2 separate regions of the Homo sapiens genome follow, and region 2 is linked to region 1. A link is a loop called in an ENCODE intact Hi-C map of the cell type or tissue named here. Cell type or tissue: CD14-positive monocyte. All regions are shown on one strand. Each heading gives the region's core, and the rest is flanking DNA. Links, peaks and the distances in the headings are about the cores only. Region 1 overlaps IGFL2-AS1 (IGFL2 antisense RNA 1). Region 2 overlaps CCDC61 (coiled-coil domain containing 61).

Evidence for each region. Peaks named below come from ENCODE experiments on the same cell type or tissue, not always from the same donor. Only the 100,000 strongest peaks of a DNase experiment are listed, where the experiment ranks them.
Region 2: a loop joins it to region 1, with 2.3 times the contacts of the local background. A loop is called at or near these places in 32 of 110 quality-filtered maps.

What each region holds. Positions count from the first base shown.
Region 1 is chr19:46,188,170-46,191,071 of GRCh38, forward strand. IGFL2-AS1 (IGFL2 antisense RNA 1) reads right to left here. Exons shown (of 3, transcript NR_135234.1): 3 at 860-2,245. It also overlaps a transcript of IGFL2 not described here. Among named protein-coding and RNA genes, the nearest start is that of IGFL2-AS1, 13 kb to the right of the region's middle. RefSeq lists an enhancer at 1,863-2,157. In CD14-positive monocyte, for the core only: CTCF peaks have their summits at 1,471 (motif pointing left) and 1,677; a DNase peak (open chromatin) is centred at 1,432; H3K27me3 peaks cover 232 bases.
Region 2 is chr19:46,015,428-46,018,329 of GRCh38, forward strand. CCDC61 (coiled-coil domain containing 61) reads left to right here. Exons shown (of 14, transcript NM_001267723.2): 8 at 627-796; 9 at 891-966; 10 at 1,267-1,406; 11 at 1,564-1,642; 12 at 1,820-1,877; 13 at 2,651-2,723; 14 at 2,863-2,902. Among named protein-coding and RNA genes, the nearest start is that of MIR769, 2.1 kb to the right of the region's middle. RefSeq lists silencers at 1-158, 626-705, 1,436-1,495. In CD14-positive monocyte, for the core only: CTCF peaks have their summits at 1,603 (motif pointing left), 1,805 and 2,005; a DNase peak (open chromatin) is centred at 1,544; H3K4me3 peaks cover 1,113 bases; H3K27me3 peaks cover 846 bases.

The sequences.
Region 1 (2,902 bases), core at 170-2,669:
CCCAATACCTATTTCTCCCTATCTTTACCTGTTCCAGATCGGTCCTTGGTCCAGCCCCCAGAAAGGCAGGTAACCCCAGGGCATCTTGTGCATGTCAGGGTTAGTGGGGGGCCCAGTGTGTGTACTGTAGACACCCATTTATTTGTTTTGTGGTGGAGCAGTTCATCATGAATCTTGCTGTTTGCACATGATCAGCTAAGTGAAAGGTCCATCCCCAGCCACCGTGACGCTCATTCCTGTGACCGCCCCCCCCACTCTCCTCTATATTGCCTTTGTGATTATAATTTGTGTGGACCAACTCCCATGCAGGATAATTTTGGACTATCAACATAAAGCAGCACAGCCTTGATAATGGGTGATCAGAAGCTCAGTGTGTTCCTCTCTCTATACTGAGGCTTACAATAGACCTCCTGGGTCTTTGTGAACCCATAGTGTTCCCCGTGGGTTCTGTGTTCCATGACCAATGGTTTTCAGATGCTCAGTGTCCTTCCTGGTTGTTGGGGACCCATACCCAGCTGGCCCCTATGGCCATCTGACAGCACTTCAGATGTATGGCTGGTGGGAGGCACCTCACTCCTTGTTTGTCCTCTGATGCCCACATATTTCCTACCCTTGCCTGACAGCTCATTTGCCTCCCAGCATATGGCCAGAGGCACACCTTTAGCAACTCGGACAGAGCCCCCATTCATCCTGGGGCAGGTGGCCAGCTCTTTGTGGGAGCATGGCAGGCAACTGCGAAGTCTTCCACAGTGGGATAGAGAGTCCTGGGATGTAGGGACCAGCCCTACAGGGTCTGTGGGTTTTTCTCCCCATGTGCGGAGACGAGAGATCATAGAAATAAAGACACAAGACCAAGAGATAAAAGAAAAAACAGCTGGGCCCGGGGAACCACTACCACCAAGACACAGTGACCAGTAGTGGCCCCGAATGCCAGGCTGCGCTGTTATTTATTGGATACAAGACAAGGGGGCAGGGTGAGCAGTGTGAGCCATCTCCAATGATAGGTAAGGTCATGTGGGTCATGTATCCACTGGACAGGCGGCCCTTCCCTGTTTGGCAGCTGAGGTGGAGAGAAAGGAGACAGCTTATGCCTTTATTTTTGCATTTCAGAGACTTTTAGTACTTTCACTAATTCTGCTACTACCTAGAAGGCAGAGCCAGGTGTACAGGATGGAACATGTAAGCGGACCAGGAGCGTGACTGCTCTGAAGCACAGCATCACAGGGAGACAGGCCTCTGGATAACTGCGGGCAGGCCTGACGGATGTCAGGCCCTCCACAAGAGGTGGTGGAGCAGAGTCTTCTCTAACTCCCCCGGGGAAAGGGACACTCCTTTTCCCAGTCTGCTAAGTAGTGGGTGCTTTTCCTGGGCACTGACGCTACCGCTAGACCAAAGTCGGCTAGGTAACGGGCATCTTCCCGGGCACTGGCATTAACGCTAGACTAAGGAGCCCTCTAGTGGCCCTGTCGGGGCATAATAGAAGGCTCACACTCTTGTCTTCTGGTCATTTCTCACTGTGTCCGTTCAGCTCCTATCTCTGTATGGCCTGGTTTCTCTTAAGTTATAATTGTAGAGAGAAGATTATTATTATAATGGAATAAAGAGTAATTGCTACAGACTAATGATTAGTAATATTCATATATAATCATATCTACGATCTATATCTAGTATAACTATTCTTATTTTATATGTTTTCTTTATTATACTGGAACAGCTTGTGCCCTCGGTCTCTTGCCTCGGCACCTGGGTGGCTTGCTGCCCACACTGGGAAATGTGTAAGTAACACGTCCTGGGTTGACAGGGTAGAATCTGAGTAATAAATTTGTGAATGAGCCCTTGGGGCTGAAATCAGGAACTCTGCAGGGACCCCAAAGCCCAGAACCCAATATTAAACACGGTGTTATGTGTCAGTTTGCTGGTGCTGCAGAATCAACGACCTCTACATTCAGTGTCATGGAACAACCACATCATGATTGCTCCTGAGTCCATAGGTCATCTCGTGATTCTGTTGATCTGGGCCAGGCTCAGTTGACCTTGATGGGGGGGTTGCTCACATGTCTGTGCTCAGCAGGTAGATAGACTGGATTCTGGTTCATCTACAAAGAACTCATTCACCTGTCCTCAGTTGTCTGGAAATAGGCTTTTCTGGGATGTCCTCAGCTGGGACATCAGGGCTCTGTCTCCTCCATGTGGTCTCTCACCCTCCAACAGGCTGGCCAGAGGGTGTTCACATTGCTTTAATTTCCTGAGAAAGTGGAAGTACCAGAGTCCTTGAGCAAAGTCTTAACTCAAAACTGGCACATGATCGATCACTCCACAGTGTCCTATAGACCACAAATTCCACAGGGTGCAGACAGTCAAGGGAATGGGGACATGGATACCAAATCTTAATAGACGTAAAGTCATATTTTGCAAGTGTGTGAATGAGGAAGGAGAGATAATCAGGACTGTATCTGCAGCCTACCACAGACCCTCCCAGCCCTCTTTGCCAAGGCTGAGGATATTTATCACGCCCCCTGGTAATCCCCCAACCCTCTCCTGTGGGGCAAAGAGCCTTGCATCATTCCTTCCCCCATGGGGGGTGGGGGTTGACTTTGAAGAGACCAAAAATGCATGTGGCTTTAGGGTATTCTGCAAAATCACGGACCTGGATCTTTTTACCATCAAAAAGAAAAATTCAGAAAAGACAATCCCTGAGACTCTGGCCCTCGCCCTCAGAAGAAGGGTTGACTATTCGGGAGTCCCGCTGAGTCATCTGTGGTGCTAGGAACACCAGGAATGATTGAGCCTCCAGTCCAAGCTCCATCTCCCCTCAGGCCCCTCAGTATGCACCATCCCCACAATGCCAGCATTTCTCAATGGACTGGACCTCAAAGTGGGGGAGAAGCAGGTATGTTTTTCT
Region 2 (2,902 bases), core at 387-2,886, 170 kb before region 1:
GTGAGAGCGAGGCCTGCCAGGCGCCTGGGCGGATGGGCGGGCCCTGAGGGTGTGGAGGCTGATGAGGCGGAGCCTAAGGGGGCGGGGCGGGGCCAGGTAGGGTGGAGGGGGCGGGGCTGAAGGGGAGGCGGGGCTTAGCGGACCCCGTCTGGAGTCCAGACAGGATTTGGGTGCAGTGGTTAGGAGGTGGACCCGGGCTGTGCGGAGATGCGCAGGCTTGGGGCGGCGTTCAGGAGGGACTGGGAAAGGGATCGTGCCCTAGGGTCTCCTGGTGCGAAAGGGTGCGGCGCAGCAGGTGGGATCAGGGTGAGGTCCGCTGGCATTTATGGGGTGGGTGGTGGAAAATTGGAAAGAGTTTCCGGGGAGTTGTGGAAGACTCCGGAAAGAAGGGTCTGTTGAAGGCGGTGTGTTGAAAGGATGTAGGGGAATGACAGAGGGGTGTTTTAGGGGTCCAATTGGGTGAGGTCTGGGGGGGAAGATATCGAGAGGGTCATGGGCCCAGGAGTGCACGTCTAGGAGTTGATGGGGTAGGCCTGAGGGTTCGGAGAAGGTGCGGTCGGGGAGGAGTCTCGCGATTGAGTTTGTCGGGGCGGGCGGGAAGCTGACAGCTGCCTCTGTGGTCTCAGGAGGCGGACTCCGCCGGTGCAGCCGCCCCCGACGCGGGAGGACCGGGCCTCATCGTCCCGGGAGCGCTCCGCGTCGCGAGGCCGCGGCGCCGCGCGCTCCTCATCCCGGGAGAGCGGCCGCGGGAGCCGGGGTCGGGGCCGCCCTGCGCGCCCCTCGCCCTCGCCCACAGGTCTGTGCCCCTGCCCTGCGGTAGGGAGGGGACGCACTGGCGCTGCCAAGGCCCGTCTCCGGACCTAGCCGCCTCCTCTCCCACGCCGTCCTAGGTGGTCGCGCGCTCCGCTTCGACCCCACGGCCTTTGTGAAAGCCAAGGAAAGGAAGCAGAGAGAGATCCAGATGAAGTCAGTGCCCCTTCCTCCCTCACCTGCCCCTGTCCCTGGCCCGTGCCCGCTCCCGGGCTCTCATCTCTCCACGCCACCATCAGTCTCCATCCCCTGCCACCTGCTCGCTTCTCGCCGGATACCCCGCCTGCTCTCCCTTCCGTCCGTCCTACCTCCTCGTCTGTGTTTCTGCGTGCTTTCCGCTCGTAGGCCTGTCACCTCAGGCTTTCGCTGGCGTGGCTGTGACCTTTAGGGGCGCAGTGACCCCCTTGCCTGCAGGAGTTGGGCGTACAGACCGGCGTCTCCTTTCTTTTTTCCCAGGCAGCAGCAGCGGAACCGCTTAGGCAGTGGGGGAAGCGGGGACGGTCCGTCCGTCTCCTGGTCTCGCCAGACCCAGCCCCCTGCTGCCTTGACTGGCCGAGGGGACGCCCCTAACCGCTCCCGAAACCGCAGCTCCTCAGGTAACTGGCCTGGAGCTGGGGGCTGCCGGGCTAGGCGGGACTGGGCGGGGCTGGGCGGGCTGGGAGGCACTGGGCAGGGCGGGCGGGCTGGGAGGGCCTGGGAAGCACTGGGCGGGGCCAGCGAGGGCCAGCGGTCACGCCCTCCGTCTCCCTCTAGTGGACAGTTTCCGCAGCCGCTGCTCGTCTGCCAGCTCCTGCAGCGATTTGGAGGATTTCTCTGAGTCGCTCTCCAGAGGGTAAAACTTGAACTTGGGAAAAGGATCGCCTCCAAAGGGTTTCTGGGGAGACTAGAAACAGTCTTTTGCAGGGAAATTGGGTGATGGAGCCTGGGGGCCTTGAAACCACAAAGGTCGGGGAGGTGGGAAGTACCAGAGCCTCCCCACCACTGGTCCTTGGTTACTCCTTTTTCTCAGGGGTCACCGCCGCCGTGGGAAGCCTCCCAGCCCAACGCCCTGGAGTGGGTCCAATATGGTGAGTAGAAGGGGCAACATAAACCACTGGAACACAGCTGCCCCCATTTCCTGTGATTCCTTCCTGGGGATCAGGTGCAGAGGCGACTCTGAATGCCTTTGGCAATAGGGCTTTTTTAAGAGTGCGTCTCGCTCTTTCAGGCTGGGGTGCAGTGGGGCAATTGTAGCTCACGGCAGCTTTCAACTCCTGGACTCAAGAGACCCTCCCACCTCGGCCTATGGAGTAGCTGGGACTAGGCTTTTTTGGGGGGGCAGGGTGGGGTTGAGACAGGATAAGGGGGTGGTATTGTCTCTTTATGTTGCCCAGGCTGGTCTGGAACTCCTGGCCTCAAGCCATCCTCAGCCTCCTACAGCGCTGGAGTTACAGGCTGGGCCAGCGCACCTGGCCTGGGAACAGCACGTTTTGAGAGCATTAGATTGGAGAAGGAATAATGAGGGGCACGTGATGCTCTTTAGGGCTTTGGCTTCTGACTGTCAGGTCTTGAAACCTGTCTCCTCCTCTTCCCAGCTGTATGGTTCAAGGCAGTTCTTTAGCCTCTCTGTACCTTAGTTTTTGTTTATCAGTTAACCAGGGTTGGTAATGGCATCACCTCACATGTGAGGTGAGGGCTCTGTGAGGACATTAGGAGGTTATTTTGCAGATAATGAATGGCCAGTAGGTGTCAGGCCTTATTTTTCCCCAAGGTCCTTAGGCTCAGGATTTCCAGTGGGATTTAGGGGGACAGAAATAGAGGGACGGTGGGTGACCCCCTTTCCTACCTTCCCCATCACCAGAAGTCTCCCCCCGTGGAACGCAGCCACCATCAGAAATCTCTGGCCAACTCCGGGGGCTGGGTCCCCATCAAAGGTGAGCCTGGGACTCCACATCCCCTCTCCCAGCCCCAGGACCCGTTGGAATGGTAGTGCGGGCAGTGGTATATTGGGCCCAGGAACTCCCTGGGGCTTCAGGCCCCTCACAGCCCCCATACCCACACCTGCTCTCACAGAGTACAGCTCGGAGCACCAGGCGGCTGACATGGCCGAAAT